Regions from separate parts of the Homo sapiens genome. Here region 1 is linked to region 2. A link is an interaction called in ENCODE POLR2A ChIA-PET data of the cell type or tissue named here. Cell type or tissue: GM12878. All regions are shown on one strand. Links, peaks and the distances in the headings refer to the core of each region. The heading gives the core; the rest is flanking DNA. Region 1 overlaps TNIK (TRAF2 and NCK interacting kinase). Region 2 overlaps TNIK (TRAF2 and NCK interacting kinase).

The links. Peaks named below come from ENCODE experiments on the same cell type or tissue, not always from the same donor. Only the 100,000 strongest peaks of a DNase experiment are listed, where the experiment ranks them.
Region 1: POLR2A ChIA-PET joins it to region 2 with 7 read pairs; 3 of 35 experiments call an interaction of 5 or more read pairs at or near these places.

The regions. Positions count from the first base shown.
Region 1 is chr3:171,353,730-171,360,769 of GRCh38, forward strand. All of the region lies in intron 2 of TNIK (TRAF2 and NCK interacting kinase), which reads right to left. Among named protein-coding and RNA genes, the nearest start is that of TNIK, 100 kb to the right of the region's middle. In GM12878, for the core only: no CTCF peak of the experiment used is centred there; no DNase peak of the experiment used is centred there; H3K27ac peaks cover 173 bases.
Region 2 is chr3:171,427,095-171,434,134 of GRCh38, forward strand. The region is part of intron 1 of TNIK (TRAF2 and NCK interacting kinase); the gene reads right to left. Among named protein-coding and RNA genes, the nearest start is that of TNIK, 30 kb to the right of the region's middle. In GM12878, for the core only: no CTCF peak of the experiment used is centred there; no DNase peak of the experiment used is centred there.

The sequences.
Region 1 (7,040 bases), core at 2,181-4,680, 74 kb before region 2:
TTCTTCTGCAATGTGACCTTCCACATGGGTGTTTTGCCTACAAATCAAAGTTTTTATTTTGGATGCCCAGCCTTCATCCAAGCTGAGTTAAAAAGTTAACTTATTTTTTCTTCTCTTAGTAATAGTAGGCAGTAATGATTGTGGTCCTGGTACTTCTTCAGAGTTAATATCTATGATTTCTTAAAATGTTTATTCTGGAGAATTTTTTGTAGATATCCTCTACCCTCCAAATGCCCCCAAAAGGTGTATGTTAGTATAAAGTGCCATTATTCTAGCAAAATCAGCCCTTAAGACCACATTCATGTCTTAGGGTGACACTGCGCTACCAAGAAAAAAAAATTTTCTTGAACTGATAACAATTTAGAAACTCACTCCCAGTAAAGCATAGAACTCAGCACAAACACCAAATTCATTATATATATGTAATATATATGTAGATTTACACACCTTTGTATAGCTATCCTTGTTTTAAAAAACTAATTTTCAGCATTAGGCACTTTCACTGCTTCTGCTCTAACCCAAATTGCTGATTGTAAAAAGGGGATTTTCTCCCCTGTATTTACTTTGGAAACAGACACCAGCCACGGAGAAGTAGTTGAGTGCAACTGCCCACAGACTCACACTGAAATTAGAGCACCTGAGCTGGTCCACTACCTGAGCCGTGTTCCTCAAGGAAATTTCAAAAGAAAACCTCCAGGACCTCGGAGGGCCAAAAGGGCAGCTTGTAGCAGGACTCGGCTGACACAAGACTAAAGCCTAGGAGTTCTCTGTGTCCTTACCCTTGGGCTTCCTGAGAAACAAGATCCTGAGTCAGACACTGAAATCTTATGATTATGAGCAAATGGGCCTCATAATCCCAATTAATCTCCAGAGTTGATTGTTAGAAATGCAAAGATACTCCCTAGAGACTGTTGCACAGACTAAGGAGTTTCTTCAACACTGAGAATGTAGATTAAGACTGCTGAGGGAGAAATAATTTAAGTAGTGATTGGGCTGTGAAAGAAAACATTGTCAATACCTATCTTACTTTTAGCTATTCACAAATATATAGATTTCAGAGAGAGGTAACACCATGATGCATAGTACTTAGGCCAAATTTCAAAGAGCACATCTGACCATAGTATTACTCATCAACTTAATCAGGTAGCCATAAATCTCCTATGCTTCTAGACTAGAAAACAATACTCAAAGAGCGTTCTGTTTTCAATGTTGCTATTCTGTTTTGGGTTCTGTTAGCAGACTTTTTTTTGTTTTTGTCTTTTCTGTCTTGTATTTTCCCCCATCCCCTGTGAACACTGGATTCTTGGTCACATCTTAATTTATGACTATTTACTCAGCTGATTAACCGTAGGCATTCGTCTTATTCAAGCAAATCTTGTTCTGAGCAACAGATAAACTGGAACCCCAAGGACAGAGCAGCCATGGCTCCGTATTAATCATCTGCTCATCCCATTTCCCCATCCTACAGCAGACCATGAAAGCTGGGGTTGCCTCAGAGGGCTTGGCTTCAGGCACCTCCTCCCTGAAGCACTCTCAGAGGGGCATATTCATATGGAGCAGGAGGGAGGCTTTGGTGATTGGCTTCTGTGATAGGTTTCTTGAGGGAATGGAAAGGTTTTGAAGTTCTGAAGTATTTGAAGTGTCTCTTCATAAGTTCACAAGTGGGTACAAAATGGTAGAACAAAATGTACTAAACATTTAGGCCACAAAACATTCATTTTCTCCAGCTGAAATCACCAGAAGTGTTAGCTGGGGAGAAATCAGAATCTGCCTAATTTGCAACTCTTTTGAAGAGAATATAAAATCAGCTTTGCCTCCACCCAAAGAAGAGGACACACTGTCCTGTTTTCACTAACTTTCACTATTTTGACAAAGAGAAAGAATGAGATAACTCTGGCTAAAACTTGTCATGAAAGTATCTGATAGAGGCATCTCTAGCATTCCTGGGTTACTGATGTTATATAACTAAAACCTGTAAGGAAAAAAGTGAATAATGTGATCCTTAATGGAAACGGAAATAGAGAGTCACAGGTATTCCTAACTTGCAGTCATGCAAATTATCCAAGAGATTACATCTCGGTATTGTAGCCAGGTCATCCTCCTCTACAATACCCAGAAATTCTTTCTTTCCATCCTCTATTTCATTGTCTCTCCCCACCCTCAACCCCAAACACACAAACCTAGGCATCCCTGTAAAGGAGGAAATATAAAAGCAAAGAGTAAGCAACTTGCTACAATGCCACACCAGGTAACAGGTAACTGGCCTTCCCCCTGCTTGGAATAGAGGAAAAGTACAAATTATACACCTGGCAAATATTTGCGTGGTCTCCAGAGCAGTAAGATTCATCCATTTGCTCACAAAATCACACAACTGAAGCTGAGCGAATAAATCAATTCAATTCATTTCAACAAACATTTATCAAGCTCCAGTCTGAATATAGAGTTTTTCTGGGGGGAAAAAAAAATCATAATGCACCTGGCTATTGGAGCTGATTTTTTAAGAAGTCTAGAAATTTCTTCCTCCTTTCTGAGAAACGAGGCAACCAACTCCCTTAAATAATCAACACAGATGTATTTTATATTGTAAAATGTAAGTAGCCCAAGGTATGCCGCTTCCTTTTTTGTAGGTGGAAAAGAATCCACTTCTTATCTTTCTGGGAAAACACAATTGTGTTTGTTGTACAAAAACACAGTGTCCCCATTTACTAAGAAATCAATGAGTAATCACCAAGCCATGAATCACCTTTTAGTATTTTTGCTATAAAGATGAGAAGCACTATATATTGAAACAGGCTATGGCATCGCTGCTCTATAGTATAAATTCAGACTTATCAAGAATCTACTTAAAATATTCTAAACATGCAATGGAAGGGCAGGGCAAAACCAATCTTTGCCAAACATTTAAGGAGATGTTATACACAAATTTCCTCCTGGGAAACTTCTGAGTGGAGGTAAGATAATTTAGGCGACTCGATCAGGAGTCATGCTCTACTACTTACCTGGGGGCTTCAAGGGAAGACATTTATAAACTCTCAGACCTAAATTTCTCTCCTTTAAGACAAGGTTAATCATACCTCTTCTATCTAACTTATGGGGTTACTGTGAAGGTCAAATGAAATAATGAATATGAAGGTTTCAAAACCATTGTTTTATGTTTTATGATTGATATCAGTGATGTCAACGTTTAACTCTACAGTCCCAAAGACATGGTAGAAGATGGAAAACAACCTCCAAAAACCCATCTCTGATATCAAAAGTGTGCAATGGGCTATTTAAAAGTTCAGATGAGCTGTGGTTCTTTGTGCTTAGCCACAAAAACAGCCTTAGAATCATAAAGCCAGTTTTAAAAAGAAGGGAAAACAATTTTTTTCTTTGTCCTATTCTCTTCTGTCATATTAGATGGTAGGCGGACACTGTTTTTACTTATCAGGTATCAAACTGCTGTTGGCTACTAAATATTATATTTTGTGTCAGTCTCCTTAATTTATATACTCAAACAGTTGAGATGAAGCAAACCTAAACATATCTCACTGAGTTAGGGCATTCCAAACTCAGCAGAATTTTTTTTTTTTTTTGAGATGGAGTCTCCCTTTGTGGCCCAGGCTGGAGTGTGCAGTGGCATGATCTCAGCTCATTGCAACCTCCATCTCCCAGGTTCAAGTGATTCTTCTGCCTCAGCCTCCCGAGTAGCTGGGATTACAGGCCCAGACCACCACACTCAGCTAGTTTTTGTATTTTTAGCAGAGACGGGGTTTTGCCATTTTGGCCAGGCTGGTCTCAAACTCCTGACCTCAGGTGATCCATCTGCCTCAGCCTCTGTACTTTTTTTTTTTTTTTTTTGGTACATATTTATAACTACCTACTCTGTATTGGTACTAGAGAAACAGTAAGGTAATGTCCCTGACTCAGTTTGGAATAGGAGACAGCCAGACAGAGGATTACAAACAGGTCAGAGTACGGAGAGAAGAGGCAGGGAAAACCATCAAACCCCATTGGGCAGGTGCTGCCTGAACCAAGTGTTAAGGATATAGTATGGTTGCTAGCCAACAGGGGGTGAGGAAGGGCACAGCACGGATAAACAGACACCGTGTGCAGTGTGCACGAATGCCCCGCAATGTGCTACCATAGATGGACACAGTGGGAATCAGGATGGGCCGTAGATGAGGCTGGAGGGGGAGGCAGAGGTCATGTCATAGGAACCTGTGACTGGGGATGTAGAACTGTGCTCCCTGGAGCTCCAAGTGTGGGGCTACTCTGTGGAGGGAGGTAGAGGTGCATCGGGGAGTGTTGTGTCGGCAAAGGGACGGCTCCATGAGGTAGATCCTAACTATCCTCCCAGAACATCCTGCTATTGTGTCAAATACTGGAGTTTCCTGTGGGGGAAAAATGTTTTGCTGCTTTAAAAAATAGTTGATACATTTAAGGTAAAGAGAAATCTCATTTGTAAAATTGTAATAAAAATAACCACAGCCCAGACATTTTAATATAGAAAATGTATTAGTCTGTTTTTGCACTGCTAATAAAGACATACCTGAGACTGAGTAATTTATAAAGGAAAGAGGTTTAATTGACTCACAGTTCCACATGGCCGGGGAAGCCTCACAGTCATGGCCGGAAGTGAATGAGGAGCGAAGTCACATCTTACATGGTGCAGACAAGAATGCTTGTGTAGGGCAACTCCCCTTTATAAAACCATCAGGTCTCTTGAGAGTTATTCACTACACGAGAACAGTATGAGGGAAACTGCCCCCAGGATTCAATCATCTACACCTGGCCCCACCCTTGACCGGGGATTATTACAATTCAAGGTGAGATTTGGGTAGGGAGACAGCCAAACCATATCAGAAAACATACACAATATTCTTTTAGGATTCATACAAAATGCTTGCGTATTTTTTGTGGACTTCTACCTGAGAAGGATCGTTTTATTTAGATATAAACAGGGTAGAAAAATCAAGGGCTTCAGCTGGTTTCAGCTTCCTAGAACAAGATGCAGCCCTGCAGTTGTGGGGCGGTCAGTCACCTGCAGATAATAAAGTGGGCTGTTGGTGAGGTACCTTGGAGGAACGCCAACGTAAGGACAGACAGACATGCAGACCCATTTCAAGCTTGTTGCAGATCCAGTGTTGCAGGACATGACCCAGGAAACCACCACCTCTATAATTAAGTTTTAAGTTTACTAACAGTATTTTTTTAAACAGAGATCAGGGCATGGGGTGGAGTGAGGGATAGTAGGGTATGGGGAGTTAATATTTAACTGGTTCAGGGTTTCAGTTGAGGATGATGAAAAAGTTCTGGAGATGGGTAGTGGTGAAGGTTGCACAACAATGTGAATGTACTTAATGCTGCTGAATTGTATGCTCACTTAAAATGGCTAAGGGGGTAATTACTGTATGTACGTTCTACGATAAGAGAAAGAGGTACCACTAAAAAGATTTCCAGTAAGATAAATTCAGCTAGGAGCCTCATACCACCTCCCTGAATGTGATGCACAGATCAAAACTGAATTTCTCAAGCCATACTCGAAGTATCAACTCGAAGATGTTAAACAGTAACGGGCAAGTTTTCTAAAACAAGAAGTCACCTTCTCCTTAAAGGAGACTGAGTTCTTCACATATGGAGTTCCTAACTCTTCCCTGCTGTCCACAAAGATGATATGGTTATTATTATCATGATTGTTGTAACAGACATTTTGTAATTTATCTAGAAAAATTGTGTAACCAGCTGCTACACTTGTCTGCCTTTGTTGTAGAGAGGAACAAAATGGACACAGTAGTTCTGTGCTTCTCCTTGCAAAGTGAGCAACAGGACCAAGATCCGAAGCAATATCAGAGGCCACTGCACCCAGCAGCAGAGGTTGTAATGACCCCATTCTAGACCCTCACCACCAACAACGCTCCTATGTAGTAGTAAGCATATATTTGCTTGCCGAACAGCAGATATTTCTTTTTGCATATGCAAAATATCCAAGCAGATTTAATGAAATTATACTTAAGGTTAAACTACAGAGATAAGAAATACAATCTCAATACCACAGTTAATTGGTTATTCTTTTTATTAAAGAGTCTCAAATGTTTCCCATGTACAAAATAGTTAAAAACCGTGAAGAGCCCTAAATTCTGTGCCTGTAATCCTGGCGGGGTTTCATTTTACAGGTTACAAATAACCCAGAATAGTAACTATTGATGGTTTAATTACTTGAAAGTGCCTTATAATCACGAAGTCATTAAGGGTGTTATGAGATCTAAAAACTACAAGTCATGAGGGGGTTGTGCATCAAGTTATTTGGCAACTCATTGATACAATATGAGGTGGAATGAAAGTATTTTGGACTAAAGCATTCTAAATACTTCAAATCAAAATTGAGCACACGAGTGCCAATCCATGTCCATCCCTAACAGAAAATCTCATCCTCTTTTCATCACTATTAGAAATTTTGTATCATCATTCACTGAGGCAGTGAGAACCTGCTAAAACCTTGCGGCTCTGAATTAATGAGAGAATGGTATAAAATGTGCATGTGTCTACATCCTTCAACACATCAACTACACCAAGCAATGCCACCAGGCCACATGGGTACCTTAATAATGTTAGGCATTCCGTATAAATCATTTTGCTAATGGTTTAGAGTATTGCTGTAACAGTTTTGCAGTTGGAAAAGCACAGGCTGTAAGTGGATTCATGGAAGCAACTTGTGGAGGTTATCCAGACTAGTGCTCTACTTAGAATTAAAGGATGTCATATCTAGAAGGAACTCTGGAGACCCTCTAGCCAGACCTCTTCGTTATACATGAAACCAAGGCCCAGAAAAGCTAAATGACTTGCTTAAGCTCACACAGCTAATGAGTCTCAAGGCCAAGACTCAAGGCCAGAAGAGCCATCTGTCCATGTCTGTCTTAAAGGCTTCCCAGCCCTACTTCACCTCAGGTTATTGACCCTGGCCCAGGCCATCAAAAGCAGTCAAGCCTTTGGTAACACTACCTCTCCCTAGAGTACCTACTTAATTCCCCTTCCACATACATCTATTCATCTTTTAAGAC
Region 2 (7,040 bases), core at 2,822-5,321:
TGATGTATTATTCTAGCTGGGCCGTAAACACATCTCAGGAATCCCACTGTTAATCTATATCTTCATCAGACTGCCCAGATAGGTCTACTTCATACCTTTCCTGCCCTCCTGAAATCCCCAGTCAGCTCCTCTCCATCTCAGCAGAAAAGCTGGCTTCCTTCTTTACTAAGAAAAATCAAGGTCATCAGAAAAAAGATTTCCTCGCACATTCTCCTTTCCATCTCAGCTCTTATGTTTCTTCTCTTCCTTTCTTCCTATTTGAGAAAAATCCTTCCTAACTTCTAAGATTAAATCCTCTGCCTTTGATCCCCTTTTCTTAGGCATATTAGATTGCCTCTGTAATCTACTAGCTTATACGCTTATTAACCATGTGCCCAATGCTCAGTTTCCTCAGCTGTAAAATGGAGTATAATGCCCACCGTGCAAGGCAGTTATAAGATTTAAATACAACAACATATTAAAGCACCTGCCACAGAGCAGGGTGCATAACAAAAGTGCTATTATTATTACCCTCTAAGCCTTGTCTCCCTCAATGGCTATGCCTGCTTTCTCTCGCATTAGTTAAAAATTCACTTAGTGCTACCTTTCTAAAAGGCGTTTTAGCCACTGGTACTATAACAACGAACAAAATCAAGGGAAAGATGGCTCACCCTTGTGAAGTTTACAGCCTAGTGGGCAGGGACAGGAATAAAATACTTAAGTCAGGTGATAAGCGCCATGGAGTTACAACTTATAAAAGAGTGTCCTGGGAGGTCTCACTTAAAAGATGACATGTGAACAAAGACCCAAAAGAGGAGAAAGACCAAGCAGGTATTTGGAGAAGAGCACTCCTACGTGAGAGGACGCTGCAGTCTCCTGGAGGGCTTGAGCTTGAGGAATGAGGAGGGTGTGTGTTTGGTGCTGGGGGCTGGGGGAGCAGGTCAGGTTTGGCAGGGCCTTGTAGGTTACTGCAAGGAATTCAATACTTACTCTAGTGAATAATAAAAGAGAGGGGGACCCTGGTGGATTTTGTGCAGTGGCATTATCCAACTTAAGCTTTATTAGGATCACTTTAGACACTGGATGAGAACAGACTCAAGGTCAAGGAAGGAGAAGGGAGATGAGTTCGGAGACTTTCAATAATTCAGGAGAAAGTTGATAGTTGCATAGATGTGAGAAGTAGTTGGATTATGGCTATATTTTTCAAGAAGATAAAATACCAAAAAGGTTTTCTGATGGATCTAATGATCAGTGCAGAGAAAGAGAGGAGTCAAAGTTACTCCCAAGGACTAGGCCCCCAGAAACCAGAAAAATGGAGCAGCTCTGTATTGAGATAAGCAAGACTGCAGGGTCATAGCTTTATCTCTCCCCCACCACTGCTTCCTGCCCCCTGTGGTCAACCGACCAAAGGTCTTCCTCACTTTAAGAAAAGAAAGCATGTTAGCTTTCTGCTGTCCTAATCTCTCTTAATGCTCGACACTAAATTTCTTGAACAATTGCTCTGAATCCAGGGTCTTCACTTTCTCAAGGGCTCCGCCCCCACCCCCACCCCATTCCACTACAGATAACTCTGCTTCCAAAGAGCACTCCCGCAGGGCAACCAGCATACTCTAGTCATCCAGGCCAGTAGCTGCAATTCTGTGCTGCAGCATTTGGCACTGCCCATTATTACCTCCTTCCTCAAATTCTCTCCATGGTGGGAGATCTAACATCCTGATTTACATGTGATGGCTGTGATCATTCCTTCCATAGCCTCCTCTTTCTCTTTCATTGTCTCCTCCTTTTTCTTCTCTTCTCTCAAACACAGCATCCTCTGAATTCTGTCCCTTGTCCCCCTGAAGCTACACTGCCAAGACCTTACACTCATAGTCTTTATGACTGTTTATAGGGTCTCTAGCACCCAGTTCAGTGACTGAGACATTGTTAATTGAACAAATGAATGAATTTATCATTCCATCAAGTACTGTATTCCTATATTTAGTTTCCACCTGTCTCCCAAGCTCCAGCTTTAGATCCACAACCACGAGCTACACATTCCAGTTAGAAGTCATCCTGCCCTACGAAGTTCACCAAGCCAAAACCAAACACTCCATCTTAACCATCCCTCCACAAAGCAAGCTGCGTTATTTTAACTGCCCTACTTATTTTAAGGGTATCATGATCCCCAAATAAGAACTTTCACCTCTTCAAGCCTAGGATATCTACTAGAGTCTCCCTCTGCCCTCTACAATTCATTCTACAATGCCACCAGCTTAATTTTCTAAAACACTATTGTGCCCATGTCACTCATCTAATAAATAATATTTATTGGCTCCACATAACCTTCAGAAGTTAAGAGAGAAGAAGGGAGAGAGAGCAAAAGAATACTAGCTAGGGCCTGATTTTGGCTATTTCTATTTTCCTTTTAAATATGTTTTCTACTAGGTACATTTTCCCCTTTGAAATTCTTAGATTACCCCACCTCCAGTTCCTTGCCTAGGCAAAGTACAGTACAACTCTTCAACCAGATATTAAACATCTTCAAAAATCCAGCCCCTATTAGCCTGTTCAATCTTATTCCCTAATACAGCAAGAATCACTTCTTCCTTTCAGATGGTCTTGCCATCCCTCAAACAAGCATTTTACATTCTTACCTCCATATCACTGCTTACACAATTCCCTCTCTGGTTGTTCTCTCCTCCATCCCCTCTTCTCTACTCTATGTTAATTGCCCATCAAGGTCTTGCTGGAATCCTACCTCGCCCCAGAAGCCTTTCACATACATTCTAACCAAGAGTGGTTTGCAGCATTCCTCCCCCGAACACCCTGCAATTTGCTGTCCTTACCACTCCTGTGTGGCTCATCACAGTGATTCTAAAAATGTGATCCTGAAAGCAGCAGCAGCAGCAGCATCATTTTGTTAAAATGCAAATTTTGGGGACCCATCCCAGACCTACTGATTCAGAATCTCTAGAGGTAGATAGAGCCCACCTCCCTGTAATTTCACAAGCTCCCCAGGTAAGGCTATGCACGCTAAAGTTTAAAAACTAGTGACATGAAATACCGCCTTACGTTGTTTGATCTTGTCAACTAAATAATATGCAAAACACCAAATACGGTATTTAGCATATAGCTATCCCTCAAGAAACTTGAGTTTTGCAATACTGTTTCAAGTAGTTTCATCGCAATATACATCAAGTGAATTTTACCTCTACACCTAATTTTAAAAAACAAAAGTAAAAACAAAATGCCTTTACGCTAAACAATGAAAATACTTTGTTTTTTAACGTGAACCAAGAAAATAAGCCCTGTCATAGTGGCTCATCCCTGTAATCCCAACAGTTTGGGAGGCTGAGGTGGGAGGATCCTTTGAGGCCAGGAGTTTGAGACCAACCTGGGCAACATAGGGAGGGTCTGTCTCTCAAAAAATAAAACAATTAGCCCGGAGTGGTGGTGTGGACTTGCAGTCCCAGCTACTTAGAAGGCTGAGGTGGGAGGATTGCTTGATCCCAGGAATTTGAGGTTGCAGTGAACTAAGATTGTGCCACTGCATTCAGCCCTGGCCCAGAGTGACACCTTGTCTCAAAAAACAGACAAAAAAAAAAAAAAAGAAATGAAATTAATATTGTTTTAATCAAGAGCTTGTTTAAAATCATTTAATTTAATATTAAATGAATAACAAAAATAAATGTTTTTATTTAGTAATAAATCATTTAATATTAAATAGCTTAATCTTATTAATTGGATGAGAATCTTCTTTTACATTTCCTTTACATTTCAACTTTGGAAATATAGTTGAGTTTTCAGATTACACCTTCATGGTGAATACAGGAGAAGATAGCTAAATAAAAATTCCTGCCAAGAGAAGAGTAGACCTTAATTTTAATCAATTTGCATGTTGCAGAAGATAAAAAGTAGAGCCACACCAAGCTGAACCAGATTTAACATTATGCTTTGAAGAAACCCAGTAATAATGAATTACGCACTTATTTCATAGGTCCGTCCTGCTTGTTTTGGCTCTTTAGAAACCTATATTTCAGAAAGGTTAAATTAATTAAGCAAAGAATCTTCTTTTGTAAGAACTTTCTTACAAAAGAAGAGCCCAAAATGAAAATGTTGTCTCCTACATAAAAAGGAAAATAATGATTAACATAAAAAGGTCTTGGAATAGTATAATATGCTCCATTTATCCCCCATATCAACAAACTTTTTCTTCATGTCTATTGCAAACAGAATACAGTGGTAGCTGCTATGATAGATCTTGACGTATTTTTATATATTTAGCGTCTTTAGAGTTTTATTGCCAAAATGTCCAGGGTTCCATACAAGTACATTCTTTTTAATATAATTTTCTAATAAACAGAAATACTGGAGAGAAATATGCCAAAATATTATCAGGGATTCCTCTGATAATTCCTCTGAGTGAAGATTTTACATGTTCTTTTTACTCTCTATTTACTGTTCTTGTAATATTCAATTTTTTTAATGAGCCTACATTAAGTTTTAAAATCTAAAAATAATTTTAGGACCATATTTTTGTTTTATGCATGCATTAGTACAGTAACTTACTTCTCCACTTAGGAGGATACTGCTTTTGCGTCTTTTTTTTCATATATCAGTTTGTTTAATCCACACAACAACCCTATGAAATTGGTAAAATCATTATTCCCATTTTACAGATAGGAAAACTGAGTCACAGAGAAATTTAGTACATTCTACACAGAATTCAAACACATGAAGATTAACATTAGAGTTTGCTCAAGTCACCCACCAAAAGGCTGCCACCCAGGCTGGCAACTTACATCCTGCCTTTTGGCAAATCCCAAGACTAGTTAATTACCTCTTTTTGAGAATGCATACACAGAAACACAACAATAAGCCTGTGTGACACTGGGAAATGATTGATTTTCCTTATTTTGTATTGTATCTTGACAACTCAGAAGAAAACATGCAAAACGTAATATATAAAAATTTTAGTATGCATTTTTAATAGTGTTTCCAAACCAAAAGAACTCTAAGAGAAGATGGCCTCCTTAAGACAAGAGGCAATAGCCAAAAGAGAAGAAAAGATTGAAATGAGGACACAAATGAAAAGAAAGAATACAAGGAAGCCTAAGATGCAAGAGGAAAGCTGGAGGCAATACAGAACACAATCGACTTGTGGAAAATAATACCTATGCTGTGAAAGACAAACATGATCACAACCAGATGCAATTTCAAAAGACGGATACAAAAATAAATAAGGAAAAGGTGATAGAGAGGGAACATACAGCACAGAGATCCAAACTAAGTAGGAAGAAATTCAATAGTAAGGAACAGAACCAAAAATAAAAATAGTAAAGATAAATATTCACATGTGGACAAAAACCTGCTCCCAGGAGCAAAACTACAGTGAGTACTAAGCAAAATAACTGAAAACAAACCCTATATCTATGCCTAAAAAAGTAATTTCCATTATTTTCCCAAACTCATAGCACTAACCAGACGGAAAATCAGGTTAACTACAAAGTAATAGATATCAAATTAGCCCTAAGCCTCTCTTTCACAATATTAAACACCATTAGCCTATGAACCATCTAAGTTTGGTAGCAAAAGTTTATGATAAAATCCTTGTATTCCCTGACAAATTATTGTTCATTTAAAAAAGGCAAAAGAAACATTTTAAGCAATGTGAAGCCTCATAAAACACTGCACGTGTATAACATTCTCATAAAAATCTATTCCAAGTATACATTCCAGCTAAGTGAATAAAAACTCAAAATAAAGAACTCAATATAATAGAGCAGGAAATGCCTAATTTCATGTAATGACCAATTTAATGCAAAAGGCTAAAAGCATCCTTGAAAAACAATGAGTTGTACTTAATATCTTCACATTTTAATTTAAAACAAAAAATAAGAAGCATATAATATTAAATTGATATCAGATAATATAATGTATTTTTAATCTATAGCATCAAATTGAATTAACAAACACTGGAAGGATGAGGTCAGTGTAGGAGAAATAAAATTTAACTTGACTCTTTTTTATGTAATGGGGACATTAAAGGATTCCTTTTTTAATTAATTTGCATAATTAGAGAACTACAGGTTTAAGTATATATTCAAATTGGATTTTTGAAAACAGTCTATATAGAAAAACAAAGAAAACACTAAAGAAAGTAGAATAAATAAAATGAGAAGAGATCAAACACATCATTTATGGCTGTAAAACCAAATGGTTTAAATTCCTCCTTTAAAAGAAACCTCTTACATTGGGTTCAAAAAGTAAATCTTACTATATATGCTGCTTTCAAGTGATACAGCAAAAACAAATCAAGACAAATTATAGAAAGAAAAGGAAAATCATACATAATTGAGCAAACACAAAGTAAAACAAACAAAACACCTTATGAAACCAGATGTAATTCTTAGGAAAAGTCATTACCTGAAACAGAGTGCTTATATTAATAAAAATCAAAATCTACTGTGTATAACTGTTAAAACTTTTATGCGGCAAATATTGCATCACAGACACAGAACACACACACAGACATACACACACATGCACATACACGTGTGCAACAAAAACACAAATTATAACAGCAGATTAAAAAGCTATTCTTATCTGATATTTCCAAATAAAATTTAAAATAATTTTTTCAGATCCTAAAACAAATTCCTGCTTGATATTTTTATTGAAATTCCATATTAATATGGGAATAATATTACTAAATTTTCCTATTCAGAAACATGAGATATTTTTGCATTAATTCAGGCCTTTAGTATGTCCCTTGTTAGGTTTTAATTTTTTCTTCATATAAGTCCTGCAGATTTCTTATTACATTAATTTCTAGATATTTTACACTTATTATTATTAAGAATATCTGTTTTCTTTTCTTTTTCCTTTTTTTTTTTTTTTTTTTTTTTTTTGAGACAGAGTCTCACTCTGACACCCAGGCTGGAGTGCAGAAGCATGAGCTCAGCTCGCTACAACCACCACCTCCTGGGTTCAAGTGATTCTTGTACCTCAGCCTCCCTAGTAGCTGGGATTATAGGTGCCCAGCTAATTATTTTGTATTTTTAGTAGAGGCAGGGTTTTGC